Regions from separate parts of the Homo sapiens genome. Here region 2 is linked to region 1. A link is a loop called in an ENCODE intact Hi-C map of the cell type or tissue named here. Cell type or tissue: gastrocnemius medialis. All regions are shown on one strand. Each heading gives the region's core, and the rest is flanking DNA. Links, peaks and the distances in the headings are about the cores only. Region 1 holds the start of LOC124900809 (a long non-coding RNA gene). Region 2 overlaps PALLD (palladin, cytoskeletal associated protein).

Region 1 (16,014 bases), core at 3,622-11,621:
GTAGCCCTAGTTACTCAGGAGGCTGAGGTGGGAGGATCACTTGAGCCTGGGAGGTCAAAACTGCAGTAAGCCATGACTGCACCACTGCACTTCAGCCTGGGCAACAGAGTGAGACCCTGTCTCAAAAAAAAAAAAGTTACAAAATTGTATGGAAACAATTATCTAAGCTATTTTAAGTGTGTGTTTAAATACACATCCAAAAGCCTGGAGGACTATATTTTAGGCAGCTAACAATTTATCTCTGGGAGTAAAATCACAGGGACATTCAATTTTGGTTTATTGTTTAAAGAACAATATTTGGTTTTTAATATTTTACAGACATCGTTATTCATTTAAAAGTCAATAAAGATATTTCCGAGAGAGGAATAGACTACCTGGCTGAAGACAGTGAACCTAGCAATGCTAGTGTTAGATATCAGTAATGACGGCAGGATACAGTTACAGTACTAAACCCTTTAAACAAGTGGTCTACTGGCTATTCAAAACTAGTTAGCATTTATTGGCAGTTACTGAGTGACCACGTTACCGAAACAGCCTGGCACAACAGTAAGTTCAGTAAATGGTAGATATTACCATTCATTCATTCATTCATTCATGCATTCATTTTGTTAACAGCTTATTGTGTGTGAAAGATTTGGTCCCAGTGGCCAAGGAGCACACTCTGGAAGGAGAAAGAAGACAGAAATTGTTGTGACATGGTGTGCCAACCCAGCTACTGGAGGATTATACACAGAGCCAGGGGTGTCCTTAGCTGATCTGGTGAAAGAAAAGTTGGTGATCTGGATTTAGGGCTAAGCCCACAATCTGTCACAAATTTTGCATAGAATATTAATTCTGGAACGAATGAGTCCAGTTCCTCTTTGAAAACACTTCTACAGAAGTTCCTGTGTAGATGAGCGTTAAAATAAGTGACTCAGGGCCTCCAGTAGTTTATGAGCTAAGAGGATCACAGGATAGGATAGGGACCGGGTTCCTCAGATGTTGCTAGATCAAATGCTTTACTCTTCTCACCCTAAGGGCTCCTGAATTTAGCTTTTTATTACACAGAACCCAGTAAACTAATTAATGGAAATCTAAAAATTATCCTTCCTCTTCTTAGAAAAGAAATATACTGCATGATGATTTGTGCTTTTCGATTTAATGTCACACAATCGTTTTTACACTGTATGTGCTTTCCCTCCCCACAGCCCCAGTCCCAGCCCCAGTCTCGCAGTTCCATTCCTTCAGGGCAGCTTCCATTCTACCGTGAGTTTTTATTGCTTTCCCCTAAAACGCTGCCCTGGAGTCGCGTTTATTGGACACTCTTTAGTCTGTAAAGGAAAAAAACACAAACACCGGAGGAGAATCATCCTAACAAGCCGACAACATATCTATGGGCCTAAAAAACTTAAATTCTTTCCCGTTATTAGCACTTCTCGATCGTTCCAGGAAAGCCCGATTTGTAGCTTGGCTGCCCCAGGAAGGGGCCTGCGACCAGAAAGATGCAAAGGGCGGGACAAGGTTACGAGTGGGTGCGGGGAAGCCTCCCTAACCTGGGGGCCGCGTCCCAGAGCTGCGAGCCACGCCTCCTCTCTCCCGCCCGCCGCGCCGCCGGACTCTTATTTTGAAGGGCGGCGGGTGAAGGCTCGGAGCCTCCTGAGTCACCCGGCGGGCGAGGTATAAAGCCCGATACCTGCCCCGCGCCCGGTCCGCGGAGCCCGCTGCAGCTCCCGCTCGCTCCGGACGCGGAATCGGGCAGCAGCGGGAGGCGGCCCGGAGAGCCGAGGTAGGCGCGGGGAATCGGCCCTGAGGCTGGTGGAAGAAATGTGTGAATTAAAGGGAGTGCAGCGTGCAGGGTGGGCCGCGAGTCGGGAGTGCAGGGCTCGGGACAGGGTGGGGGCGGGGAGGACAAGAGACTCGTCAGCGCACTTTCCACCCGGCCGGTTCCTTCCCGAGCCCTCTCCCTCCCCCGGCCCGCGGGAGCACAGATCCCTGAAAGCGGAGCTCCAGATAGGAATGTCTGCATCATCTTGGCAGGGCCCAGACGGGAGAAGATGCTCTGCTGCCACGGACGATCCCTCCCGCTCTCCTAACTCTTCTCTGAACACCTCGCACCCCCACGGCCCCCCGCCCCTCTCTTAATCTTGGCCACGCTCCCTGAGGGGTCAGACCTGGGGTGGGAGAGCAGAGAAAGCGGGGCTGGCAGAGACAGGGGTGAGGGCCGGGAGAGGCGATGACATCATTCCCTGGCAGCTGGCGGGGAGAGGGTGGGGACGGAGGGGTCCCCCCGACCTGAGCCGAGCCCTCCCTTCCCAAGCCCATCCTCCTTTCTTTGGGATGGTTCACCCCACCTGGGCGCCATTCAAAGGAAGTTTGCGCGTAACTCGGGGCGTCCTTTCCCCGGCCGGGTGCTGTGCCCGGCCCGCAGTCGGTGTTTCTTCTGGGCCTGGGGGCGGCGTGGAGCCGGCGGCTCAGTCCCCTCAGTCCCAGGCCTTGGCAGCCGCTTTGTTCACGCCGGGCGCGGGCCGAACCCGAACCTCAGCTGCAGCACTGGCAGCGCGCACCGGCCACGCGTGGGTTCCCGGCCACGGCCGGGCCAACAAGGGAGGGTCCCGTGAGCAGCCAGGCTGGCCCTCCCCGGGCCTGGGTGAGCTCCCAAAGCTGGAGCGCAGGGCTCTAGGCCGGCCCCGCCCCGGGGCTGGGGGCTTCCCGCCCGTTTGTCTCATTTTAACTTTTGGGGGCAGCTCTGTCCCGAATGGTGAGTGGTCCAGACTCTAGAAAGGGGTTTGGTCGCTTGAGCCCGGATTGAGGCTTGGGACCTTTGCTCTCTTGCTGGGGACGGAAGGGGGCGCGCTGGGCAGGAGAGGGGGCGTCTCGGTCGGGTCTCCCTGGGCTCGGGCATCTTCCCACCCTGCGGAGCCGGGTCTTGCGCTGCGTGCCCCGAACAGGCCCGGGCACACCGAGTCCCGTTACTGGTCTTCAGGCGAAATTCCAGGACGGGTGTGCATTCATCAACCTGGGAGTCTCTAGGAGCCAGAGATGACTGGCTCTACATTTTAATGCGTAATCACAGAGAAACTAGCACGAGAAAAGGACAGAGGGACCGACCCAAGCTTCAGAGACATGGAATAATATGATCCTGGTTCATAAGCCTTGAAAAGCTCCCCTCCGCCAGGTTAAGGAATGGTGTCACCAGCCTTGGCTGTGAGGATAATTTCTTGATTTGTGTTATGCAGGCTCCTGTCAGGACTGTCTCCTTAACTCCCACTACCTAAGGAAAAGATAGCCAGAGAATTGTCCAGGGATTTGGGTTTGGGTTGCTTCTAGAAAGACAGCATCTTTCTTGCTATTTTTTTTTTCACATCCCCCCAAAACAATTTTTTTCCCCCTTCAGACTTGGCAGACTTTGATTTAGATAAGAGGTTTGAGTTAATTTGATTTTCCCCATGTCTGTTTAGATCAATGGATATAGGAGATAGTTTGAAGCTAATGTACCCCTATGCCTTTGTGTGAGTGTAAGATTTATAACTTGAGGGAGGCAGTTAATAAATAGCACATCCTTGAACCATAAACATACGAGATAGACAAGAGCTAGATAATAAACAGTTTTTCCCCCAATCCCTAAGCTTTACTTATTTTTTTTACTGATTCTTGTACTTTGTCATTAGAAAAAGGAGTGGGGTTGGTTTCCCAGTGACCGCATTCATTAAGAAACTGGGCATGTACAGCAAGTAGCAAAATATGCCAACATCCACACCATCTCTGGCTATGTGAAAACTTGGTGCCCTGTGTGAGGAGCATGGGGGATGGTTGGAAATAATGCAGCTTTATTTTTATTGTGATTGTTGGAATTCATGAATCATAAAATTCTGATAGCTGGGATGGTGTGGTAGCTCACCTGCTTTAAATAATGTAATAACGACAGGCCCAGTCTGTCCCAGGTGAGGACCACTGACTTAGTAAACAATAAACAGGTGTCCTACTCATAGTAGCCTTAGTGTTGCTTCAGTAGATCCTTATGAGCTCTAGATAGTTTTTAGTTGACTTTTAATATTTTTAAAGGTAACAATAGGCCGGGCATAGAGACTCACACCTGTAATCCTAGCACTTTGGGAGGCCGAGGCGGGCAGATCACGAGGTCAGGAGTTCGAGACCAGCCTGACCAACGTGGTGAAACCCGGTCTCTACTAAAAATACAAAAATTAGCCAGGTGTGGTGGTGTGTGCCTATAACCCCAGCTACTCAGGAGGCTGAGGCAGGAGAATCACTTGAACCCAGCAGGTGGAAGTTGCAGTGAGCCAAGATTACACCACTGCACTCCAGCCTGGGTGTCAGAGCGAGACTCCATCTAAAAATAAAAAAAAAATTAAATGTCACCACCTTGCATTGTACTTGATCTTCAGAATTTTACTCTATTGTCTTAAGCCTTTAAAACTTTGCTCATGAACTATATTATTTGGACTACCTTTGAGGGTAGTTGCATTTTTGCATTTTTGCAAAATATTATTTTCCCTAGGTTACAGTAAACCTTTGACTCTGTTATATTTGAAGCAACTAATTATTCCTGAAACATATAAAGCATTTCCTGGCAATGTTGGTGGAGTTCATACTGCTCAAGGTGCTGAAGTCATTATTTCAAGGGGAAATTATTAGCGTGTTCCAACAGTTCTTAATTGTCCAAACAATTGTTGATTTCCCCCCTTTCCAGATTTCTTTCACAATCATTGGGAACTATAAAAAGGTGTATTCGACATTTTCTTTTGTGTATATTTTCCACTTCAACAATTTTGTATCAAAACGTATGGCACTTTTTCAGCACTTATTTCAAGAGATCCGGATAAACTCTGAGTAATCACAATTCACTATACTTCAAAAATTGCCTCCCATTCAGTATTTTACAAATAATCTTCTACAAGTAAATGGGGAAAATAGACACTAACCATATACTTTTTAAAAATAATACATTAAAAGAGCACTAAAGCGTTCTTTGAAAGTGCTCCTGGTACTATATACGTATTGGCTCATTCTAGCAATGTTCTTTTGAGACACCATACAAGAAATGGAACTCGACCAGATTTGAGAAAAAGCTGCAGAGAAGGTGAGGATTTGTTCCAGGGCCATACAGAGAGGAAATTGAGACACTCATTTCTTCTTAGTTCAGTCTCCCAGGTGTTTAGCCCTAGATCTCTTTGAGATTGCACGAATTTAAGGGATTTTTTTTAAAAAACAGGGAAGCTCTGTTATCAAATTTTAAGAGAGGATAAAGAATTAGAGATGGTAGATGAGAAATGTTTCATCCAAAGAGTTTTTTGTTTGTTTTGTTGTTTTTTTGAGACATAGTCTCGCTCTGTCACCCAGGCTGGAGTGCAGTGGCATGATCTGGGCTCACTGCAGCCTCTGCCTCCCAGGTTCAAGCGATTCTCGTGCCTCAGCCTCCTGAGTAGCTTGGATTATAGGCGTGAGCCACTGTGCCTGGCTCAAAGAGTTTTAATGAATAGAAAACAGTGACCCATTCTTGTAGAAAAGACATGGAGATAAAATGAAATAAGGAGAGCCTGAGGTGTCAGGGAAGGAGAAAGAGCATTTTGAAACTGGTGGCAGGTACAATTCTCTGCCTAACTCCGTGGACTACTTAGGGCACAGATTTCTTCCTGCTCAGTCAGTGTTAGCTGCCTTCCTGGTTATGTGCTTTAGGGTTGACCGTAATTGGTAACATAAGCCATTCCAGTTAGGTGAGCCTCTCTTCCTTGTGTATTTTGGATAATGACTACGAGGAAACAAGATGGAAATGTGGGATGGTTAGCTAATGTCAGTGCCGAGTCTCCCTGCTCAATGCGCGTTAGCCCAACTGCCAAAGCTCTGCCACTATGGTAAGTGAAGATGGTGATTTTCAGTTTGGCAGAGACTGTTGGAAGGCGTAATGGCTTATTTGATGGAAAAGATTTCCTGCTGCGGGAGAAGCTGCCATTTGCAGACAAGGTGTGTCAGCCAGAAGAAATGAGCAATAACCGTTTTCTGGTTTCTACTGGCAAAAGCTTTGTATTTTTTTCATATAGAAGTGTTAAAAATAGATTCATAAGAAAATGCATGAAACCAAGTAAAAAGTACAGACACTGAAATTTCACCAATGAATGGGAGAGAAGAGAGCTAACCTTTGTTGAATAGTTATTGCTAACCAGGTGCTTCAGTTCTCACAAAATTGTGTGAGGTAGGCCCGCCACATTAGAGAACGGGGATCAGGCAAACAGAGATGAAGTACTGCTGGAGCGCCACGCAGGAGACTCTTAAGCTTGGCGTTGACGTCTATGACATTCGGATGCCTTTGTGAGGCTGTCAAACCTACTGCGAAGTAGGCGGCCCTCAGCTTTCAGATGGGTTGTGTTCTGATTGTGGGTTTGTAAAACTCATTGCTGGGAACCCTGAACACACTTTTTCACTGAAACTATGTCATATTTAGTGGTTTCCCAGGCCAGCCCAGAAATCATAGCTGAAGTATTCTGTCTTATTAATAGTACCATAGAACCAAACCACTATATATAACATGGTTTTTGTGGGAAAATGCACTCAGAGCTCCAACTTGAGTTTTTTAAGGTTTTTAATTCCAGTTACAATGGCAAAAGGGACTCCACCTTCTCTCTTTTTCCATTTAAGCCCTGGAGGGAAAATAAAGGTACACAGAGATACATTTCCTTTCACGTTTCCTCATGCTAACAGAGACCCCACCCTGGACTGCAGAGCGATGGGGAGGGGGGATCCTGGCAGTAGCTGGCTTTGTGACAACAGAGGAAAGAGAAGAGGGGGAAGAGAGCACAGGTAGCGGAAGAAGTGAGGTCTAGATGTCATCACCTATGGGACCAATTTTGGATGGCTTATCAATATGAGCTGCAGGCTGACTGACATCGTTTCCTTACTAAACATCATTTTTACTGAGAACTTAGTAACCTAGACCTAGACATTAATGTTACTTAGTTGTATGTTCAGTATTTTTTAAGTGAAGGTTAGTTTTTAAATAGTCTTCAGTAGTAGAAGGAAAGCACATATGTAGACATCTTATTTTTCTTTTTCATGCCAGTCTACTGAATGTCCAAACCAGCACCTATCGGTAGCTGAATACACTCAAGGTAAACCTGGATGCTAATGGATATGATTCGAATTAATCATAGAATATATACCGTTCGTTGAGTACTTCAAACCAGAAAATGTGCTAAAATGTTGAACACATTTTATGTCATTTAATCCTCACCACAATCCCACGTAGTGAGTACTATCAGCACTCCCATCTTAAAAATGATGAAAGTGAGATTTTAAGAGGGTAAGTAATTTGTCAAGATCACACAGATCAGAAATGGCAAGTCTGGGACCTCATTAATTCAACAAATATTTTTGGAGCAAGTCCTGTGGCCCAGGCTCTGTGTTAGACTCTGGGAGTAAAGCAGTGAATGAAATGGACAAATATGCCGAAATCCTTGCCCTCGTGGAGCTTATATGCCAGTGGAAAGAGATGAACAGTAAGCAAAACAAACTAAACAGCTAGTGCCTCAGATACAGTTATGTGCTATGTGGTAAAATAGATCTAGGGAGCATGAGGAATGCCAGGTTGGGGTTGCAGTTCAGGCAAGTAGAGAATACAGGCTGAAGGACAGCTGTGAGATAACAAAATCAGTCCAGGAGTACATACGCTATTGTTTCTCGCAGCAACCCATTTTATGTCGTAACACCAAATGTTGAGTACATGTCACCCTCATCAGTCACTGCTTCTACTGCAGCAAGTGACTGGGGAGGTATCCAAGAATGACTGGTGAAGGGCTTGGCCTTTTCTATCCCAAGGTCAGGAAAGATGAGGACAGTTGCTGGAGGGATGTCCTAGAGCGGCTGGGGTTTTGTGCACAAGCAGAGGGCTTGACCTCAGCCAAGAGCACAGAGCTGATTCTCCTGTAGCCCCAGAAAACAGGCGGAATCTGGGGGCACAGATGAGGGCTGGGTGGAAGGAGCAATGGAAGCTCGTGGAAGTTCTGTGTTGCTTCTGTTTTCTTAGTGGAATGGGGAGTGTGGTCATCAGTGGGGAGCGAGGGTCGGGGAGGGAGTGCGGGGCCGGGGGTGCAGTTTGAGGAGAGAGATGTGAAACAGTCACCTGGCAGAAAGGGAGCCTGAATTTAGCTGGTGAAATGTACACTCAGGATCTGCCCATGGTCAAATTCTGACTCTTAACATCCTTCCACAGTATATTGGAGATCAGAATTCTCTAGTTCACTTCTTGAGGAGAGAGATTATCTTCTAACTCCTTTTTTTTTTTTTTTTTTTTTTTTTTGCTGTGTCATTTACTTGGAGCAGAGTCCTGCACTTACTATGTGTATGGTTAATGCTTGTTGAGTGACTGCTACAGGAAACCTACACACTTGTCCAGAAATTTCATTTAAGCTTTTCGTCCTAATTGTCACATTGTTCTCTCCCTTTTCTGAAATGCTGTGATGTTCCTAGTTCCCAAAACAGTACTTGTATAGCAATTACTGTTAATTATTTCATTGAGTTAATCTCATTCCCATAACGGATTAAGTTTTAGACTAAGAAATAATTTTTTTTGTTTGAGACATGAACTCACTACCTTCACCCAGGCTGGAGTGCAGTGGCATGATCATGGCTCGATGCAGCCCTGACATCCTGGGCTCAAGTGATCCTCCCACCTCAGTCTCCCAAATAGCTGGGACTACAGGCATGCGCCACCACGCCCAGCTAATTTTTTGTATTTTTAATAGAGATGAGGTCTTGCCATGTTGCTCAGGCTGGTCTTGAACTCTTGAGCTCAAGTGATCTGACCTCTCAGCCTCCCAAAGTGGTGGCATTACAGGTGTGAGCCACCGCGACTGGCTAAAAATTCTTAATTGTATACTCTTTTGTAGTATTCTCTTGGGACCACCTAAGTCAAGCCTCATTCCCACCAGATGGTGCCCCTGTTGGGGGCAGTGAAGAAGCCTTCTATGTCTGTTTCATGACTCCTTCTTGGCTGGCACACTGTTGTGGGCGCTCTGTAGGTAGTCAATGGGAAACGGGAAAGCTACTTGCGGTTAGAATAATACGAGAACTAGATATTGGTAATCTCAGCTGAGCGAATGGCAAAGGAACTGATGAAGCAGGTGGATTCCAAGGCTAGTTAGGAGAAGGAATTGACTACAAGTGGTGTTGGTGGGATGGGAGGGGTGAGGGAGGGGGGATGGGAGGGGTAAGGGACGGGGGTGCATCAGAGGTTACTCCCAGGGCTCTGCCAGACCCTGGGTAGATGGAGCCGCCGTTTTACAGAGGTAAGGACAAGAGTTTAGTTTTGAACATTCCAAGTGGAGATGTCCAGGACACAATTATATACCTAGGCTGCCATTCTGGGAGGAGATCTGAGTGGGAGACCATGATTTGGGAATTATCACCACAGATGGTAATTTAAGCCTTGGGAGAGGATGAGTTTGCCCCCAAAGAGAGCATAAAGTAAGAAAATTGGGCTCTCCGTGTTTCAAGGTTGACTAAAGATCCTGTCATTTGACTAGGCTCTGCTATAGTCTGCAAAATCTGCCCAGGGACAGAATATTGAAGTAAATAAAGTGTATTCCAGTGAAACCTCAAATAGATTGATTCAAAACTGGAGTTAGAAAAACTTGTGGTTTTTCTTGGTAAAGCTTCATTTTCTATTTGTCTTCATAACTATAAATGGATGTATTTGTGTGGAAGATGTAGATTTTTTTTAAAAAAAATCTATTTTTGGCTCTATTAAGAGACAAAATGAATCCAAATGTATTCCATACTTCTCTCACATTGCACCATTTTGTTATGTAACAGAGAACGTTTGAGTACATACTGTCCACACCAGCAACTATAAATCTGTCCTGGCAAGTGACTGTAAGATACCCAGGAACAAGAGATAAGGAGCTCGCCTCTCCAGGGAGAAGCTTTTATTTGCAAGAGAGAGAGTGATATACAAGAACTTGCAAATGTCTTTGAAGGGCAGAAAAAATCAGCTAGGGCTAATAAGGCAGCTGTCCAAGTTCATGATTCCTTGGCCCTTCTTTATACACAACCACCAAGAGTTGTCAGTTTGCAAACCTAGAAAAGTATACCATTGTAATATCAGTTCATCTCCCGCTTTTCCAGAGCTACTCAGAAGCGTGGTGGATGCTTAGTGAAACGACCAGAGGTGTGAAGCTGCCAGACCTTTACCCAGATCAACTTCTTTGACTCAGGGTACAAATGAACAACGTAGTCTGACAGCTCACCTAAAAGTTATTTGGAATGATTTTATATTGAGAGATTTTTTTAAAGCCTAAATTTAGATTCATCAGAGCATATCAAGGTTGAGATATGTGAAAGGCAGTGCTATATGGGAGGGTCAAGTTCCATTCGTTTAAAAATACCAGGACATTTGCTGCTGTTTAGTAGGGGAGTTGGGTAGGGTAGATATCCTCACCTCCACTATACAGATTTATTTATTTATTTATTTTTTGAGACCAAGTTTCGCTCTGTTGCCCAGGCTGGAGTGCATTGGTGTAATCTCGGCTCACTGCAACCTCTGCCTCCCAGGGTCAAGCAATTCTTCTGCCTCAGCCTCCTGAGTAGCTGGGATTACAGGTGCGTGCCACCACGCCTGGCTACTTTTTGTATTTTTAGTAGAGATGGAGTTTTACCATGTTGGTCAGGCTGGTCTCAAACTCCTGACCTCGTGATCCTCCTGCCTCGGTCTCCCAAAGTGCTGAGATTACAGGTGTGAGCCTCTGCGCCCGGCCCACTATATAAATGTTTAAGAATTAACATGTATAAAGGTTGGGACTTTCCCAAGGTGAGCTGTTGGACCTGGATCTCCTGAGGCCAACTGTGTTTTTCTTCTCAGCACAGCAAGCATCCTTTGAGATGCAGAGTGATCTTACCACTTGAAAATGTGCATCAAGGGCAACTGCAGAATTTTCCAAAAGCTTAAGCACAGATGGCAAATCTGGCAAAGTCAAATTGAGAACACTGACTACATGTTCAGGAGGAAAGTTTTTAAGGGTAAATGCTTAAAAATCCTGAAGACCAGTTTATTTGGGAAAGCAATTCCAATGGAAAAGTGCGGTTGGCTTACTGAGGGAACCACACAGTGGCAGTTTCTACAACTTGGCCAGCTGCCCTGGGCTGGCAGTTGAGGAGAAAATGCAGCAGTGGGGTTGAGTAGACACCTCAGCCACGGAGTGACAGTCATTGTGTTCTAGGTACCACCTGACCGCTCTCTGTCTGCTCCTTCTGTGGCTCTATAATATCTGAGCTCCTGGGTAAGCTCCATGCAGCCTCTACAACTCTGCTTGGAGCTCAGTTTTCCTATGTGTTTATTTTGATTTTGTCTACTTATTAAGTTAAATACAAATCTGAAAATGAAAGAATAATCACCTTGGACTCCTGAATGTTTGCTCAATGTCATTTAGCTCCCATTGTTTCCTGTCACCATAGCAGTCTACTGAAATCTCTCAGCATATATTTCAGAATTACTCTGATAGTGAAAGATTTCCTATCCTATGTAGTCCAACAATTATTGGTTTATTATGTGAAAAATAAAGCAAGTATGTAGCATTTACAGAGTAATCCAGCTCCACTGTTAATACTGTCATTTGAAGAGTTAGCAAGGAATGTGATGAAGACTGAATATCTTGAAACAAAGTTTGGTTGTGCAGTTGCTCTGCTATGAATTATGGGTCTGATTCCCCTCTTTATATGTGGCTTTTGGATTTTCTTCTGCCCTTGAGGTAATCTGCTCCTCCTTTCATTCACCGTGCTTTTAGGTTTGGTTTCAGATACAGCATCCCTTCTGCTACATTCTTTAAAGTTAAAAAAAGAAAAACAATTTCACTTTTATTGGTGATGGGCATTCAACTGAAATTACAAATCGGGAAAACATGACATTCCAGCTCACAGCAGTCTGATTAAAGGTGGAACTCTTATGAAACCACAGGATCTGACTGAACATATGGATCATCTTCTGGCAAGCTTAACAGACACCTGATGTTTTCCTTGGCCATCCAGAAATCTGCATCCTGGTGTAGATATCATGAGTTAATGATGGAGTCAAGTGTAGAAATGTGTCTGGGACTTGCAGACCTCTTGCTTTGTGATACTTTCTTTTATTTTCTTAACTGGCTGAGAAAATGGCTGTCACTCCAAGTCTATCTTCTGATGGGCTGGTAGCTCTCATTCAGGCCATCCACAGCCAGCTGCCTTTCCCCAGACAACCTACATTGCCTTGAGTCTTCTCTTAAAGCAAAAAGACTAGAGGAGAGGAGTGCTACTTTCTTCTCAGCCTTGCTGTCCCTGTCATGTAAGGAGGTACTTAAAAAGCATTCCTATCCAGTTCTCTCTATCTGCTCCGTCTTCTCTCCATGCCCTCATGGAGTACTTGGTAAAAACATTTAAGTAGATGACTTTATGGAATATGATTCCCCGGTTTTGGAGAAATAAAAAGATGAATCTCAGACATCAGTAAGGGCCACATTCTAGTTCAAATTATAAGCCTGTACATAATCAGTAAAACTATATTAGAAATAAAAGCTTCTCAAAAATCCCAAGTGCTCGTTACCCAAAAAATGATGATAGACGGGGGTCCCACAAATGTGTAGTTGTGTATATGTCATAGTATACGAAGGCCAGGGAAATACATAGTGCCACCTGACCTAACCAGCTGTTAAGCATAATTACTGTGGTTTTGCCAGAAAGGAATTCTAAATGCAGGAAGGTTTGCCATTAGTGGGCCACAGAACATGAAAGACTTCCCTGCAAACCTTTTAGAAAATTTATGCTAGTTTATATTTCAGGAGGTAATACCCATTGGATATACTCTAATTTGGGAAACATGGGATGATTAATGAATTGATACAACCTCTAGACCAGGGGAACAGAAGAAAGTTTGGCTTGCAAAATCACAGGCTCCACCTGGTCAGCGCTTATCTTCCTTGTTTAGCTCAAGTTAGGTAAGTTTACCTAATACTCCTTAAAAGGAGTATTTTAAATTTATGTTTGACATTTAATGATTTCAGATAGTTCTTGGACATCAGGATAAACAAATTCAGTGTAGCACATACGTAGTATAAGAATTCTGTTGATATAATGCCGCAGTCATAGTTGTAGCCCATTATTCCAGGTAATAATGATGCTACAATTAGAAAGTTTTCCAATTGTAGTTTTGATTTGCACAGTAGTAATTGCTGTTTCTATTTTCATAGGCAAGGAGAATCCACACATGAATTAGAGGCTTTCCATATTAGGCTTTTTGGAGACATAGACATGGTGGTGATCGCATGGGGTGTTTGAGAAAATGGAGACTAATTGAATGCAAAGTATTCTGTGGGGCAAGCAGAGTAAAGAATCCAGTCAAATGATGTCAGCCAAGGATGGCAAGCCCATGCCCGAAAAACTGGCAGCAGCTCACCCATACCAAGCCACCTGAGACATTTCCTGGGCTGGAAACAACGTTACGGAAATTGAACTTCCGTGCCAAATTTACCACACCTCGCCAAAGCCTGGGCACCTCTCTTATTCATGGGTGCCTCAGGAGTAATTACAGCTTTATAGCATATCTACTAAGAACTTTAGTGAAAGTGAAAAGGAGTCGGTAACCTTGAATTTTAGCAAACTAGAGAAGGAAGATGTGGGTGTCCTTTCCTCACGCGTTAACAAGGATGCTGTTAGGTTGTCTATCTACTCTGAATCCCTACTTAGGAGGAAAGTCACGTATCTGGTTGTGCAAATCAAAGAGCTTTGACAGTTTGTTTTTTGTTTGTTTTTATTTGGGTGCAATTTTTCTAGAAGACTAAATAACCTGTAAAAGATTAAAAACCATGATTGAGTGTGCCTAGAAATAAAGACCACCCTTGACTGGGCTTTTTCTACCCAAGTCCAAGTGAACTGCTTTATCCATTTAGTCAATACATATTCAGTGATGCTGGTTATTTACAAAGTATTTTATCTACATTCTGTATTAATTCTCAACAGTCCTGTGAGATCATTGTTTATTCTTGTTAATACACATATACGCACACAGAAGAGAGAAGTGGGGAACCCCACAAGCCTTGAGAATTTCAAGAATTTGTGGATTTCAGAATGGTTGAGCAGCTCATAGCTTTTCTAACACTGAACTTTTCTCTCTCCAAGTCCCAGTCGCTCGTCAAAAACTGTGCCATCAGCGCAAGACCCTGTGATTTCTGTGGTATTCTAATTTTATCTGAGATTTATTAGAATATATGAGGTGGAAAAAAAAGTTGTGCAACAGGAGATTGGACTCTGGCATCCCACAGCGTATCTTCCCTGCCAACTTCCTAATAAAGGGTGAACTCCAAATATTAAAAAGTTATTAACGTGCTTGAAAGTCTTTCCAAATGCTTCAAAAAGCTAGCAGACACATCCAGTATCATTTATTCAGCAAACATGTACTGAGTTTGTTTTGTGCTCAGCATTCCCGACTAAGTAGGACATTGACCAGGCCATCATGGGTTAGGCTCGGAAGGGAGGGGCCCAGATGCAGAATGAATTGATTAGTTCTGTGGGTGAAACAGATTCAGTGTCCTCTGAGGAGGGACTGACCAGCTCTGCCTGGGGGAGTAAGGAGAAGCTTCAGGAGAGAACCAAGAGCTGAGAGTGGAGAGTTTGGGAGAAGGCTGAAGCTGGGTAGAGAAGCTGGAGGGGGGAGGGCTGTGTGTCCGGAGGATGGCAGGTGACTGGTGTGGCTAGAGAGGCACCGGAGCAGAGGAGGTGAGGGAGGCTTTACCAGCTGTGGAAGGCCTTGCTTTCCACACCCAAAGTGCCATGGAAAACATGAAAATGTGCTTTCTATCAAGGGATACGGTCAGAAATCGAACAAAATATTTCCTACCTGTCTATATCATTGGAGAAATTGTTCTAGGTCCTTTAAGGAATTTTAGGACCCTTACTAACACCTTTCTTCTTTTCCAATAGCATCATCTGTCTTAGATAATAGTTGGCCCTCTGGATCCCTGGGTTCCACATTCATGGATTTAACCAACCACAGATCAAAAATATTTGGAAAAACAAAACAAAAACAGTAATACAACAATAGAAATAATACAAGAAAAAAAGCAATATAGCATGACAGCTATTTATATAGCCTTTACATTAGGTATTATAAGTAATCTAGAGATGATTTAAAATATACAGGAGGATGTATGTAGGTGATGTGCAAATGCTAGGACATTTTTTTATCAGGGACTTGAGCATGTGTGGATTTTGGTATCCGAAGGGTTCCTGGAACCAGTCCCCCTCAAATACCGAGGGACAACTGTACTCACGAGACAGGTTGTTAGAGTTTAAGAGATTCCTAAATCATAAAACCTCTTGTAAAAAGGAAGACTTATACATACAAAGAACTCAGCTAGTCAAGACTAAGAAAGTACCAGTGGGAAGTAAAGCCACGGTTTTAAATAGTAATGTAATGAATGCTTCCCAAGGGCTTGAAAGTCGTTTGTCTTAAGCAGCACTTTTGCCAATTGTTATACTACTGATTTATTTGACAAGCCCCCTTTTTAGTTGTTAGTGAAAATCTCAGAGGTATCACAGATTTCAAATTAATGTGGTCTCAATCAGTGAGGCTTCCTCTTGCAATAATCTGAGATGGCAAGTAGCTGTTCTAGGATACCTCTTTTTGCTACTCTTCTGTCCCTTAACTGAATGTCATTTCAATACCAAGTCCTCTTCTCTAATATGCATTCAACCATGCATGTACAAATATTGACTTGTCCCTTTGCTCAACCCTAAGCCCACTGCACGCTTTACTATTTTCATTCTTACATAAAAGATCTAGAACAGAAAATAGATTGGAAGTACTATATAGATCCACTACATACAGTCAAGGGGAAGTCTCAAGTTTTCTCATGTTTCCTTTTATAACGTGGACAACTGAAAGTTAAATATGTCCGTTTGATATGGGTAATTTAAGCAGCTATAGGTACTTGGTGATTATTGTAAACCTAAGACCTTAAATAATACATAAGGAATCAATTTCAACACTAATAACATCTGATC
Region 2 (16,014 bases), core at 6,035-14,034, 49 kb after region 1:
TTTCAGAAATAAAAATTTGAACTATCTCTTCTCAATGGTAAATATTTGGGGAATTAAATATACATCATTACAAAATTTTTGCTATTGTTTATTGAACACCTACCTGTTATAGAAGTCACTTGTTTACATGTGTTTGAAATAACATACAATATCAATGTGTATTAAGGTTTGTGTAAGAAATTCGCAATTCAGTTTACTACTAAAATTTTGCATAAAGACTTTCTTAGGGGACAAATGTAGAGATTAAAGTAAATTTTTTAAAAAATCCACCTGTGGTATTTATTGAATGTAGAGTTGACAGCACTGAAATAGGCAAATTGGACTAACGTAAATCTGCCAAATATAACTTCAACCAAGTGTTTTTTTGCTTTTAACTTTCTCATTTGATAGAATTCTTTTACCAAAAATTGGCTACGAATGAGAGGACTGAGAATTGATGTCGAAACGTTTTTCTCTTAATATTTCTTGATCCGTTAAAAACAAATTATGGCTCCTGGAAGTCAGACAAAATTTCCATCAGGATTTGTAAACTGGTTGGGATCACCTTATGTGAAACTTAAATGAGAGTGAAATGGGCGAGCATACTTCACTGACTTAGCGCTTGGTCCAGAATGAACTGCTGGCCCCACACTTGGGCCTGCTAACGTGTGCCCGTTCCCTGGGTGTTCTCTGCAGCTGGCCTAAGTGCCAAGCGATGTCCACAAGCTGAGCTCACTCCTGGAATACACGTTCCTGGCCGTTCCATCTCTGAAGGTGTCACTTCTCTTTTTCCCCCCAGGGACCCTCTGAAGCTCCAGCAACTCCAGAACCAAATCCGACTGGAGCAGGAGGCCGGCGCTCGGCAGCCTCCGCCAGCCCCGCGCAGCGCGCCGCCCTCGCCCCCCTTCCCGCCGCCGCCCGCCTTCCCCGAGCTCGCGGCCTGCACGCCGCCCGCGTCCCCGGAGCCCATGAGCGCGCTGGCCTCCCGCTCCGCCCCCGCCATGCAGTCCTCCGGCTCCTTCAACTACGCGCGCCCCAAGCAGTTCATCGCCGCGCAGAACCTCGGGCCCGCGTCGGGCCACGGCACGCCGGCCTCCAGCCCCAGCTCGTCCAGCCTCCCGTCGCCCATGTCCCCGACGCCGAGGCAGTTCGGCCGCGCCCCCGTGCCGCCCTTCGCGCAGCCCTTCGGCGCTGAGCCCGAGGCCCCGTGGGGCTCCTCCTCGCCGTCGCCCCCGCCCCCGCCACCCCCGGTCTTCAGCCCCACGGCTGCCTTCCCGGTGCCCGACGTGTTCCCACTGCCGCCGCCACCACCGCCGCTCCCGAGCCCGGGACAGGCGTCCCACTGCTCGTCGCCTGCCACCCGCTTCGGCCACAGCCAGACGCCCGCGGCCTTCCTCAGCGCTCTGCTGCCCTCGCAGCCGCCGCCGGCGGCCGTCAACGCCCTGGGGCTGCCCAAGGGTGTCACCCCCGCGTGAGTAACCGCCGCGGTCCTCCACTTCCCTGCCCCTCCGCCTCGGGTCGCCCTGGGACTCCCACATCTCCATACACGCGCTCCCATCAGCCTGCAACCCAGAGCGCCCCAGTAACATTTCACACATTTCTCTCCGTGCGATGTAAAAATTCTTAACGGCAATTTGACTCAGTGATTCTTGCGTAGCCACTTAACATTATCAAAATCAGAACTTTTTCCTCTGAATTAATATGAGATTCTCATCAGGAACTATTCAAAATCTATGCAGTGCCCTCTCTTAATCATTATGGGGGGGGGGGTGCTTAGCTATCATTTATTGAGCACTGTGCTAAGCAACTCACATGTATTATTTCATTTGATACAACATTCCTAAGAGGTAGCATTGCCCCAGTTAAAGTACTGAGGAGTCTAGGAGTTAAATAAATTGCCCAGGGTCACATAGCCACTAAACCGAGACACGAATCCATGCTCTCACCACCAAACTATGTGTTTTATTATAATATTTCATGCCAGCATTACAATGGATGTGAAGGAGTTTGGTTATTAAGTATATACTTAGTGTTTTTGAAAAACCTTAATTAACAGATTTAAGAAATAAGCCTTTGTGTAAATCTAGTGATTGACTGGAAGGGGGCAAAAGCATGTAAATGTCTTTATGTTTTGATGTAGATAAATGAGGGTGTATGCAACCTAGTGGAGAAATTATGATGCCAGTTTTGTCCCTGGCCTGTGACCTCGAGATACATTACATGCCTCCTCTATCTCTTTCTGTTTGCAGGTGATCTAATATGTCTCTCTTTACATCACAGTGATGATGTGGCAGCCCTATGAGGTCTTTAAAATGGAAAATCTTTGAGGATAAATAACACCTACAGAAGTACAGTAAAATCCTCAAAAAAATACAGTACAGGTGTTAGGCATGTTTGGTTGAAGAGTAAAATGAGTAAATGCTAGTACTTACTCATTTTACTGAAGATTTCAAAAATGAGGAAGTGCTCACAAAGGTTAAGCCAGCACCCATATCTCAACTCTTCCTTCTGAAATCCTACTTCAGAGTTTGCCAGAAGCATACTATTGTTCAGAGAGAAAAAGAAGGAACTCTACTAAACAGTAAAAAGGAGAAGATCTTAGAATTCAAGTTATTTTCATTCATCTATAAAAGTGTTCCATTGCTAGGATACACTAATGCCACCTTAAAGGCAAGCATTGCTATGTCGGGCCTCGACAAAGGTGTACCAGGCAGCTTCAGTTAGCAATGCTTCTTTTGTTGGGCACTTCCTAAATGTTGATTACATTAATTTGAAATGTGGCTTCTTCTCAAATCCTTATTGGGTGAAACACAGTCCAATGAATATATAAAGAAACAAGTCCAAAAAAGGAGCCAAATATAGTAATGATGTGATAATGGACTTCTGTTGAAAGTTGTCAGTCAACTTGTCTGAGGAGAACCTTTGTCCTTCTCCCTTGTTTTTTCTCTTTGAGCTTTTATTTAGCTGTTAGAAAAGGAAGTGTATTATCTTGGTACAAAGAAGCTGTTAGAGAGACCCAAAGAGCCAGAGTTTGTTGCATGACACTTTTTCATCCTCTCTCATTAAAAGGGTACCAAGTCTTGCTTCCCAGGAAGAGGAGTACTGTGTAAATAATCTGTTCTAATATTTCTCTTATAGAATTTGATCAAAGATTCGTTTTTCAAAGGTGGTGATGATTGTGCCATTTATCATTTGTAGTAGAAACAGCAGTTTGTGCTGATCAGTGACTTTGAAACCTTCTTAAGATAAGCAAGTTTTAATGGCTTACCTCAAGTAACAGGAGCACTTGCTTCTTGTCAGCATCTATCACAGTGACTCATTTTATGGAGTCAAAATAGCTTATAATTGTTACCACAAGAGTCCAGTCGTTCCTGCCATTTCTTAAAAATTAATGGAGAAGTCGTGCCGATTTTGTGGCCATGGAAAACTGTACCCAAAGATAGTGAAGTGCTGTGACATCAAAGTGGCAATACCAGACTACAGATTTTTAGCTCCATGCCTGCTCAGTAAGCCATTATTATGTGGTTACCGTTTTGTCCTCAAGGAATTTTCCTGTTGCTAAATCACGCATACTTGAAGAATTCATTATTTTGGTTTGATAAATGTGTCTTTTGAAACATGTTTTTCCTCTGGCATACTATGGGATCTGTCATTTGCATTCTGAATTAAAAACAAAAATGTTACTATTTTTGTTTACCATAATAATCCAAATAATTTGCCAAAGATTGAGTGTCCCTATCAGGGCTGCCATGACTTTGGCATCCTGGAACTTGCAGGAACTGCCAAGTTATCATAAGATGTATATATTCAGTTTCACTTATAAGTGTTATTTCTTTAGCTGGATAGTTTTGCCATATATATCAAGTACCAACAAATTGGTTGATTATATGTAACACAATGAAGTAGAAATTCATTAGGTTTTTTTCACTTGCCTTGTTTTACCAAAATCTTAAATGTAAATTTCCAATATCTTAGTTTTCTTTTCTTTTCTTTTCTTTTTTTCTGAGACAGTCTTGTTCTGTTGTCCAGGCTGGAATGCAGTGGTGCAATTGCAGCTCACTGCCACCTCCGCCTCTGGGTTCCAACAATTCATGCCTCAGCCACCTAAATAGCTGGGATTACAGGTGTGGGCCATCACGTCCGTCTAGTTTTTGTATTTTTAGTAGAGATGGGGTTTCACCATGATGGCCAGGCTGGTTTCAAACTTCTGACCTCAGGTGATCCGCCTGCCTTGGCCTCTCAAAGTGCTGGGATTACAGGCCTGAGCCACTGTGTCCAGTCTCTCTTAGTTTGCTTAATCATACTTGTATACTTGCTGTTTTATTCTGTTTGTTTCACACTGTTCTTATTTTCATCTGTAGACAGGAAGGTTAGTAAGTACTAAGTTTCTAAACAGTCTGTGGAGATAAGGTTCTGTTTTTCATATGTTTGGGTAGCAGAGGTCAAAGCAGGGAACAAAGGTCATGGATGTCAGTGATAAACCACAAAGCCGAGGCAAAAGACAGTAAATCTGGGGAAGAAAGGCATTTGAGGAACTGTATGTATAGAAGTTCCCCAGACCGCAGTCAACCAACTGCATGCTGTTCTGTGAGCCGGAGAGAGGTTGACTGCGGTCTGGGGAACTTCTATACATACAGTTCCTCAAATGCCTTTCTTCCTTTATGCTACATCTTCCCCAAATTTACTGGGGTCACTGGCAAAATATTGCCCTGCACAAAGCTGTCAACAGATACAAATATTAAGTTGACAAACTCTTTTAGATGGAGGCAGTAAGGAGAGCATGCCTTAGAGAGAAATCTGTTTGCACTTTTATAAAATTAATGTATTCTATTCCCCTCACTATTGCTGGTAAGTTGGTGTTACAGCCTCCATTGCTGTAACCATGTTTCTCCACATAGTAAATCAGCCCTAAGACACAGAAGAAACCCAGAAGATTTGGCAGTGCCGACAGGCATAGTGTGGCAGTTCTGCTCTGCTGGTCTCTGAGTGGCCATACTAAGTCTGAAGGGTGAATCAGATCAGACCCATCCCTGGAACCAGACTGGCACTGTTTCTTTTGCCATCTTCACATTCTTGGAATCTGTGCTCATAAGGGAGTGCCACATAGCCACAGTGCCACAATGTTGTATGCTCTTAACTACCTCTTTTATATAAGCAGGGCTTTGGTTTGAAATGTTGCCCCATGTTTGTCACAAAGAAGAGCATGTGTCAATAAGAGCTTTTATACAGATGTATTAATGACAGCTTTTATTATATAGGCCCACAGCTCCTTATGGACATTATCTCATTGTCGCTCTCTTTCTCCCTCATAGGAAACGGGTAGGTGGGGACACTATCATCGTTACTCAAGAGGTGACGGGATTTCCCAGGGTTCTGGAAGAAATGCCTGAGCAAGGAGAGCATAGCGTGACTTAGGTTCATCTCAAATAACTCTAATGTCTAACATTTCTTGATTAAAGAAAGCTGTTGTAGAAGCAGCAAATCAGAATCCCCGAGTCAAGGAAAACTTTGTAACAAATTTAACTGTACTTTAAGATTCATGACACAGGGCATTTTCACCAGTTTTCAAGTCAAGACTGTGGTTAGATAGTAACCAGTGAAAAAGAATCCAACAGATACAAGCCGCAATGTACTTTGCAGACATCTCATCTACCTATCTTTCTCCTATTTTTCAGGAAACAGATAGTGGGGGGCTTTTCATTCTCTGACCTGAAGGGGTTGGAGGTGTTATTACTGGGCTCATTAGGGTCCAGTATCTTATCAAGTTGTATCCAATCCTGGACAAGTATTTACCAACAAATTAGTAGGCAAGGCCTCCAGGATCTGCTGCGACTGGGTTATTCTGTTGAAATGTCTCTGCCCCTGGGGCAGCTCAAAATCAGACCTGTACGGCTGTGTACCAAGTTGTACAGAATGAATGAACAGAAGTAACCCGAAGCCAGTGGATCACGAGGTCAGGAGATCGAGATCATCCTGGCCAACATGGTGAAACACCATCTCTACTAAAATACAAAAAATTAGCCGGGCATGGTGGTGTGCACCTGTAGTCCCAGCTACTTGGGAGGGCTGAGGCAGGGGAATCGCTTGAACACAGTGGGTGAGGTTGCAGTGAGCTGAGATTGCGCCATTGCATTCCAGCCTGGTGACAGAGCAAAACTCTGTCTCAAAAAAAAAAAAAAAAGTAACCCACGTGCCTTTGTCATTTTCTTTTTTAAAGAACCCAAAATATAATATGAGGAGAATTTGATATTACAATAAAGTTATCTATTTTCCTTTAAATATGAGCTTAAGTTACCCATTTTTTGTACTTTAACAGCCTTTGCTTTACCGTAAAATTCAGTAAAAGGAAAACAGAATTGATATACAAAAGCTCAGTTTGTATATCTTGGGCTCTTTTATATATTAATACATTACATTCTTGAATATAAGTGATATTTAAATGCCAACATGTTAATGAGTTTGCTCACTCTGAAATTTTGTGGAATTTAGTTACCATCAGATTTCACTGAATGTGAGAAGAGTAGAATAAGAGGACTTGTAATAGTTAAATTCTCTGGTTGATTCTGGTACCTTATCTCTTTAATCAATATTGTGCTCTGGAAATTTGAGTTTCTGAAATCTGCTCACAGAATTGACCTGCAATAGCATATCAAGGGAAGGATGCTTTCAAGATTATTCAGTAGCCAAAAAAAGAGACCTCTTGGGATTTGGTGGTGATTGAATCTGGAAAATTTTACCTTCCAGATGCTTGTGTATATGTTTGAGATGTTTTTATCCCAACCACATGAATATTGTTTTTAAATGACAAATGACTTACTGTTAAAGCCAGAGTAAACAGATCAGTAATGTTTTTTGTACAGTTGGGCTGAGTGTGTATACAATGAAGTATTTAGTGCAGGAGGCCTGTTACAAATTGTTTATTGGTTAAGGTTTGCCTCTGAGTATGGATTTTTGTGAAGAGTTCTGGTTTTGGTAACTACTAACTTTGAATACTATTTTATTTTTTTTTAATTGTGCAAACCATCAAAAAAAAAAAGGAGATCATGTCTTTGTCACCACTCTTTTTATTTCCTAATGAGTTGCTACTCTTCATTTATCAAAAGAAGGTGCCACTTCAGGGAGCAGAACTACAACCATCTTACATTAAACTCTAACATAGCATTAGTTTTATAGGAAAACAAACTCAGTTGCCAAATTTTTGCCTCAAAACTTATAACTGCTTTTCTTTCCTCATGCCTCCCCTTTCAAAATACTCCACTTTTATTTCTAACTCTCACCTTGCATGCTACCCCTAAACCCTGTCCTCAACTTTTAATTTCGTAAAGTGTTTCTGAATTACGTTAGTCCAGTGAGATGCTCTGAAAAAGAGAAGAGGTTCCATATTAGAATAAGTGTGAGAAAACTGTATTCCATACCTCTTTCCTCAGGGTTCACAGTGCCCATCCGTTGGCCCTGCCAGGCTGGTTCTGGTCACAGGACCTCTGCACTGCCAAGCTCTCCCTGTAGGTCTCACATAGCCAGCCACTTCCTATGGTTTAGGCCACCACTGTAGAGTCACCTCCTCAGAAGTCTGATGGACCACACTGTCTGATACAGTCATCTGCTCATACTTCTGTCCTTTCATTGCGTTTACCACCTCCTGATATGTCTTGCCTTCCATTCTTTTCTCTTATCTCTTTCTGCCATATCCACCATAAAAATACAATTTTTCTAACTATTGTGACCTAGTTCAACATTGTATTTCTAGCACCTAGAACAGAGTTGAACACTGAGAAGGCAATCAGTAAGGGTTATTTGCACATTCTTGTAAATTCTGGTCAAGAATTCTTGGCATCTTTTTAAACTCCTTCCCCTCTTCCATTCTGTTTATCTCAGCCAATCTTGTCTCTGTGACTTACTTCCATGCTGAATATTTTCTGTTTGCCACTTCAGATCCACTCTTACTACACCAGGCGCTGTTCTAAGTGTTTAGTACACATTAGTTCATGTAGTTTACCCAGTGATCGCATCAGATACGAGCTGTTAATACCCACATTTTACAAAGGAGGAAACTGAGACATATGGTCATTAGGTCACTAGCCCAAACCACACAGCTTTTAAGTGGTTAAAACAAAACAAACAAACAAAAAAACAGGTTATCACGTCTGTTTCTTTATTCACGCTGACTCTGAATTTCTTCTTCTTCTCCACTCTACTTGTCTACATCCTTGTCATCTTTCAAGGGCTTATAACTTGCCTCTTTCATGGAGTCTTCTGCAGTCATTCTAGCCAGCACTGTTTTCTGTTTCTTTTTTATTCCCATTGCATCTAGAATTGGTACCACATGGTTTGCTCCTTAACTTATTCCCCAACTTGGTTATTAGCCTTTGTGATCAAGGACCATCCTTTAGGATGTGGGGGGGTCTTTGCCATCTCACTTAAATAATGTTGAGTGCTTGCTTTGGCAGTGTGAATACTAAAATTGCAATGATACAGAGAAGATTAGCATGGCCTCTGTGCAAGGATGACACACAAAGTCATGAAGTACTCTGTATTTTTAAACCATATAGCCTCTATGAAACTGCCATTTTTGTAAGTTAAAAATGTTCAAATATTAATCGTTGTAAATAATTGCCCACTGGAATGTTTTCTTATTCCCCCTCAAGTTTCAATTTCAAGCACTGACTGCTAAGATTGGCATGTCTCCAGCCACGTACATTTGCAAAAAGTCAGATTTGCAATGTAATATGTCATGGAGCTCATGCTTGTTGAAGAGAATCTTTGATAGGCTGGACACATTCATTTTAGTAGGAGGCAGAGGTGGCCTAACAGCAAACTCTAGGTTCAGGATCTAATTTTCATAGCCTTCAAGGATGAATGCAATATAAACTGTGTAGTAGATTGTGATGCTCATTCCAACTAGGGAGGCAAGCATTTGTACCTGCTATCTACAAGGCACCAAATAATGCATGTGTCACCATTGCTATAAATTGTCCTCTTCCAGGACCTAACTATTTGGGTAAAGAACCTACAGTTCCCATCACCACCTATGTATGTATGTACAAACATAAATTAGTCCAAATTCTAATTTTCTCTTATTTTTCTTTGTGGAAAAACAGATAAGAAAGCTCAGTAAAGGAAGATATAAGCAATTAATGTTACAGTTCTTCAATATAATAATTTGAATTAAATGTACTAAGAAGCAAAAACTATTAGTGTTGAGACTATCATGATGAAGCTTTTGGTTTTTTTAATATATTTTCATTTTTATGCATAAAATCTTAATACATAGAATTCCATGATGTCATCAGGCATTAACAATCACTTACCTTAGAAACCAACTCTTTTTTTCTAGGCTTAACAGGGTTTGTATTAATGTATTGGCCTAGCACTGGGCCCTGCTAGATGCTCAATAAATATTTGTCTAATCACTATTAGACATTTTAAAATATCTTTTGGCTGGGAACAGTGGCTCACACCTGTAATTCCAGCTCTTTGAAAGGCCAAAGCAGGAAGATCCCTTGAGCCCAGGAGTTTGAGACCAGCCTGGGCAACATAGGGAGAACCTGTCCCTACAAAAAATGGAAATTTAGCCAGGCACAGTGGTATGCACTTATGGTCCCTGCTACTTGGAGGATGACTCAGGAGGATTGCTTGAGCCTCCTAGGATGTCAAGGCTGCAGGGAGCTGTGATCACACCACTGCATTCCAGCCTGGGTGACAGAGCAAAACCCAGTCTATAAAAAGAAAAAACATATTTCAGTTTATTTTTATTTCTGTGTTAATTGTTTAGAACCAAGAAAATATGAGTACCTTAAATTCTGTAAGTAAAGAGGAAAATGTCTTTAACATTGTAGGAAATTAGGAATTAAGTAACTGCCCTTCATACTGGTAATCTTGATATGTTGAAGGAAGTGACTTGTTATAAGATAGAGGCCAGGTATGGTGGCTCATGCCTGTAATCCCAGCACTTTGGGAGGCCGAGGCGGGCGGATCACGAGGTCAGGAGTTCGAGACCAGCCTGACCAACATGGTGAAACCCCATCTCTACTAAAAATACAAAAATTAGCCAGGCGTGGTGGCTCATGCCTGTAATCCTAGCTACTCAGGAGGCTGAGGCAGGAGAACTGCTTGAACCTGGGAGGCAGAGGTTGCAGTGAGCCGAGATGGTGCCACTGCACTCCAGCCTAGGCAACAGAGTGAGACTCTGTCTCAAAAAAAAAAAAAAAAGAAAAAGAAAAAGTAGAATAATCAGTTTTTACTTGAGCCAAAGACTAATTGTAATTATACCCTTTGAAAGGATAAATTACCCTTGTGGCAGGGACACAAACCAAGGTGACAACTCTATGGAATGTTCCAGAGCAGTTGTTCTAAGTCCCTTTAAGAGTCAAATATACTGAGAAATGCTTCCCAAGGAACAGGACTTATTCTACAGTGAATAGACAGGTATTTTCTTGTCCAAGGGAACTTGTGGCTGACTTTTAAAAACCAGTTCTCCGCTCCTCCGATTGAGATGACCTGTTCTGACCTTGATGGTCTCCCTGTCTCCCCTTTCTTTTTCATTTGTGCTGAGAACACAGCTCTTAGTGTAGTCTACCTGCAGAAACACAGTGGTGCCTTCTGTCATTGAAGGCTGCTCATCAGCACATAGTTGTTCTATGGTCTACATCGCACAGGCTTAGAGTAATAATGGGAATGTGTGTGTTCCCAGTCCTTGCTGATGTAACAGAGAGCTGGCTGCCTTCAGTTTACCTTTAAGATGACTTCAAAACCTAGCTCTTCTAGTTCTCAGATGTAAGGCTGTAGTGAAATGCAGAGAACTTCACTTCCAAAATTGTATAATTTTTACTTGTCCTGGGCCTGACTTTTTACATAGGGTCTGATTTCACATGGCTCTGGCACAAGTTTTCTTGACTGAGGAAGGGAGGGGAGAGAGAAATCAGAAGTAGAGATGGACAGTACATCCATTCACTCATTTCAGAAATATTATTTGAGTGTCTGTTAACAGCACTGTGATTAACAAAGGAGCCATGGTAAGGGAGAGACAATATGAAAAAATAGTAGAGTGATAGATGCTATCAGGAAAACAACTAATGGGACAAGCTTAGTCAGGGACATCCTTTCCAAGGAGTCATTAAGCTGAAGACTGATGATAACAACCCCAGATAAAGGAGTAGGAGGGGAGAGAGGTTCCAGGCTTGGGAAAACTAGCAAACTATGCACGTGTTTGTTAAAGGATTCCATGGTACTAGAAATTGAAGTTATAAATAATTCCTATGGTTCTTACTGTCTCAGGGTCTCCTTAAATATCAAAATGAGTTTGTAAAGTCTAGTGTTACCTTATTTGAACTTCAGGGCAAATGACTAAAAGGGACAAACCTAGAATAGCAGGTTTTAATCAGTTAGCATATTTTCCACTGTAGGTATCAGAAGACTCAACTACAAGGAGATTCGATGCACAGGGTTTACTGACTTATGAAACAAGTCTGGGGTAGGGTAGTTCCATGGTAGGTTAAGACAGTGCCCCCAAAACATTATCAGGGCCCAGGTATTCTCCATCTTTTCAGTCTATCATCATTGGCACATATGGGTTCTCCTCTTACAGTTATGGAGTGAACAATGCCGCTTTTGACATTGCATTTCTGACACAGTGATATCCAGTGAAAGAAGAGGGGCATTTCTTCCTTCTGTTTCTTTTCAGAGATGAGAGAATTTTAACTAGAGCACCTCCACCCTCTGACTACCCCCCACTCCTCCAGTCTCATTGGCCCAGGCTATATCGCATGCCTTTGGCCAAACTAATCACTCTCGAGGGGATTGAGACCATTTAAATTGGCGTACATTAATTACCCCCTGAGTCTGGGGAGGGGGATCACATTTCTATAAGCACATTGAAGGGTGAACACTCAGCAAAATTAGGAAAAAATTCAGCAAGGAAACAAAGGGGAGTGGCCAAGAGGAAAGAACAGCTGTTGGGAAGACCAGGAGCACAGGCCTCAGGAGTGCATGGCATCATGACTTAGGAGGGACGGTGGCAGAGTCTTTACAGGATCCTCAGAGTTTCTGCTGCATACTTAGTGACTGTTTTGTTCCCAGCACTGGTGGGTGAAACCGTGAACCCAGTGTTTAGGTACATTCTTAGCCTTACTTGTGCTTTCTACTGTATCAGTGAAGTGACATGAGGCACACAGTGCCTTGACGCTTTGGCAGTAAAGTTTTGTTTGTTTGCTTTATTTTGTGTGTGTGTGTGTGTGTGTGTGTGTGGTTTTTTTTTTTTTTTAGACGGAGTCTTGCTCTGTCGCCCAGGCTGGAGTGCAGTGGTGCGACCTCGGCTCACTGCAACCTCTGCCTCCAGTGTTCAAGCAATTCTCATACCCCAACCTCCCAAGTAGCTGGGACTACAGGCGCCCACCACCACACCCAGCTAATTTTTGTATTTTTAGTAGAGACGGGGTTTTACCATGTTGGCCAAGCTGGTCTCCAACTCCTGACCTCAGGGGATTCACCCACCTTGGTCTCCCAAAGTGCTGGGAATACAGGCGTGAGCCACCACACCCGGCCTGCAGTCAACTTTTTAAACTTTGAAATATCTTATCATGAACTATGTAATATAAATAAGGAAGTATATACAATTTATACGTATACCTCAATAAAATGAAATTCTTATCCATTTCTAGTACCTTTGAAGCCCCCATTTGACCCTCCCCAATTGCATCCACTACTCTCCCTGAGAGGTAACTGCTACCCTGAATTTCTGAGTTAATGATTCTCTTCTCTTCATGGTTTTACCATGTATGTATGCTCCCCTCAGTTTCTTTCTAAAACTTTTGCATGTAACACCTAGAGAACTTGTTAAAACACAGATTGCTGGGCCCCAACTCTGAATTTGTGATTCAGTAGGTCTGGAGTGATGCCAAAAATCTGCATTTCTAACAACTTCAGGTCATGCTAATGCTGCTGGTCCAGGGACCACACCTTGAGAACCACTGCTGTAGCAGGGGGCTGTTTTGCTTTTGCCTGTTTATAAATACAAGTATATCATATATATTCTTCTGTGACTTGCTTTTTTTCACCGGAACTTTGTTTTTGAAGTTCAGCTTTGTTGATATGGGTAGCGATAGGTCAATTCATTTCCCCATTGCTTAGTATTCTATTTCTCATTAATTTTTGTCCACTGCCCTATGAGGGAAGAGGAAGAAAAATAGGAAGCAACTTGCTTAAGGCACCAACAGAAGTGATTCTGTACCCCTCAAGCATCCAGCACCAATGACCCTTGGCTCACACAGCTCAGGTCATTGTTGCTGCCTTTGGAAGGAAAGAGGCAGTGAGATATCACCTGTCCTAAGAGCCCTGGCCTCACCAGAAGTTCAGGAGGCTTTGAGACACCAGGCACAGCAGGACCTGCAGACCTCCCAGAGCCCTCTTGTATAAAATAGACCTCAAATAACATTGGCCTACCCTAATCAAATCAGGATATAAGGGGATGGAAGGGAAGGTAACAAACTTAATATTGATTTCAAATGGGCTAGGCACTATTGTTGAATAATGATTACAAAGCACTAGAAGACTGAATAAAAGTATGATAAAAATACGTTCTCTTTCAACCTCTCAACATTCATATGTGGTATATATTTTTTTAAAACTTGCCCAAGGTCACAAACTTAATACGAGATAGAGTCAGATTTTAAACCTAGCTCTACTTATAAATCATATCATTCTTTCACTTTATGCTGCCGCCTCGCTAAGACTTAAATGTAGGCCTTCCCCATCCTTGGCATCTACCTACCCACTAAGGCATACTCCCCTAATGTATGTGAACCTTCTCTGAAACCTGGATCCAATTAGTGTTACCTGAACCAGCTTTCATGGTTCTTTCCATCATAGTTGCAACAGATGTAGCATAAAAAATAGTGGGAGTGACATGCTGATACCTTGCACTGTCTTTGTTGGACTTGAACGTTTGACTTGGATTTATATGCCTGACAACTAACTATACTGCCTTGTGTTTTTATCCTGCAGAGGATTTCCAAAGAAGGCCAGTAGAACTGCTAGAATAGCCTCCGATGAGGAAATTCAAGGCACAAAGGATGCTGTTATTCAAGACCTGGAACGAAAACTTCGCTTCAAGGAGGACCTCCTGAACAATGGCCAGCCGGTACTGATAGATTTGGGACCTGGACTTGGAATGTTAGCTACCCACATACCTTTCTTCCTTTCTCTAAGACTTAGGTTCTTGATATTTGTCCACAACATCATCATTATTATTATTATTATTTTTGAGACAGGGTCACACTTTGTCACCCATGCTGGAGTGCAATGGTGTCATCACAGCTCACTGCATCCTTGACCTCCCAGGCTCAAACAATCCTGTGACCTCAACCTCCTGGGTAGCTGGAACCACAGGCACATGCCACCATGCCTGGCTAATTTTTTATTTTTGTAAAGACAGAGTCTCCCTATGTTGCTTAGGCTGGTTTCAAACTCCAGAGCTCAGGCGATCTGCCCGCCTTGGCCTCCCAAAGTGCTGGAATTACAGATGTGAGCCACTGCACACAGCCACATTATTTTATTACCCTTGAATCTCAACATTTCTCTTGATATTAGGATTTGAATCCAAAGACAAAAGAGAAAACGAAAGGCCTTCCTTCTATTCAGTCTTCACTGCTTTCTCCTATGCAAAAAACCTTTCTAAGAGTGAAGAGAGTAAGTGGGAAAGAAAGGAAGAAGGAAGGGCAGATATCTGGTTGGGAGAGGAACAAATGAGCAATGCCAATGGTATTAAAAAAAAAAAAAAAGGAACACAGGGATTCCATTCTGGCTGATAGGGTTGGGGAGGGATGGAGAAGGTGCGCTTTGGAATGGTTTGTATCTACCCAGAAACAGCGAACTGCAATGAAAGTATCAAAAAGAGAATTTGTTTTCCATGGTATGTACTACTTACACACGCACACAAATCTACTAGAGAAACCATTGGGGAAGTTCTGTTCTTTTCTCCCAGACTACTACTAGATATTAATTCAGCATCTGAAAGAGTAAAGGCTGTTCCAAAATCTTGTTCTGGTTTGTTAGAGCAAGATAACTAAACTGTAGGAAAAAATAATTATTTTACAGCTGCAGAACTGTAGAGTACCTAAATAGATTTGGTAAAATATATAGATAAGATGTTTTCTCCACTGGATTTAAGTCTTTCCTCATCAGTTTTTGTTTGTTTTTTCATCTCTTTTGTTGATGCTATCCTTTTAAAATACTCTTTTCTTTTTAAAATACTATTTCCAGAATATTTTAAGGGGATGGGAAAAGCAAATCTAGAAAATAAGACTTACCAGGTAAAGGAGAGGAACCTTCTGTAGCTTTATTAAGGAATTGTCACTGGAAAAATTTGCCTGGCTCTTAAGTACAAGACAAGGATCTTTTTGTATAAAATCTCCCTTTCAGACACCTTTTTCAGAGTAGAAAGCTCTCTATAATTATGTTTTCTGAGAATTTTAATTATCAAACATTGATAAGTAAAACTGTGAGAACAGACCACACTTGAAAGCTGGAGAGCAGAGGAGGGGTGCTGAATGCTGATTTTAGTTTATTAGGGTATCTTAATCTGATTAAGAAAGATTAAAATTTCAATGAAGTTTTGTGTTAGTTACTCATTTCACTGAGTATAGAAGATTTTCACAAGAGGAAAATATTTTCTCCCTGAAATAAGTGATTGCATGTGTAAATGTACATACTCTGGAAGTTTTCCCTGGCTCTGTCAACTAAATCTTTTAAAAGATTAAAATAAATACATATGGGAACTTTTTCAAGCCAGGTAAGGCATCACTCCAGCTTTTTTTTTTTTCTTTTTGGCTGTCTATGTCAATGTTCCTTATGAACTAAGATTCTCTTGGTTAAGGTAAGACTTCCTTAAGCTATTGGTCAACCCACATTATATATATTGTATGTATATTTATATTCATCTGTTTAGCAGTGAATAACATTCACAGTAAGTTCCACAGGTATCCACACTTGAGAGCTTAAAATGACAAGTAAGGTTTCCCTTTTTAGAAAATGGGATTCTCA

Evidence for each region. A loop is a pair of places that touch in the nucleus more often than their neighbours do. Peaks named below come from ENCODE experiments on the same cell type or tissue, not always from the same donor. Only the 100,000 strongest peaks of a DNase experiment are listed, where the experiment ranks them.
Region 2: a loop joins it to region 1, with 5 times the contacts of the local background. A loop is called at or near these places in 19 of 110 quality-filtered maps.

What each region holds. Positions count from the first base shown.
Region 1 is chr4:168,830,407-168,846,420 of GRCh38, forward strand. The region is part of intron 10 of PALLD (palladin, cytoskeletal associated protein); the gene reads left to right. It overlaps LOC124900809 (a long non-coding RNA gene), which reads right to left and starts at 8,173. Exons shown (of 2, transcript XR_007058361.1): 1 at 2,331-8,173; 2 at 1,120-1,310. It overlaps LOC102723331 (a long non-coding RNA gene), which reads right to left. Exons shown (of 2, transcript XR_007058358.1): 2 at 13,972-16,014. RefSeq lists enhancers at 1,277-2,137, 10,585-11,099. In gastrocnemius medialis, for the core only: no CTCF peak of the experiment used is centred there; a DNase peak (open chromatin) is centred at 7,761; H3K4me3 peaks cover 129 bases; H3K27ac peaks cover 7,825 bases.
Region 2 is chr4:168,876,945-168,892,958 of GRCh38, forward strand. It overlaps PALLD (palladin, cytoskeletal associated protein), which reads left to right. Exons shown (of 22, transcript NM_001166108.2): 11 at 13,978-14,113. LOC102723331 (a long non-coding RNA gene) reads right to left here and starts at 679. Exons shown (of 2, transcript XR_007058358.1): 1 at 1-679. It also overlaps the pseudogene RNU6-853P. RefSeq lists enhancers at 695-1,279, 4,243-4,492 and a silencer at 961-1,200. In gastrocnemius medialis, for the core only: no CTCF peak of the experiment used is centred there; a DNase peak (open chromatin) is centred at 6,077; H3K27ac peaks cover 2,097 bases.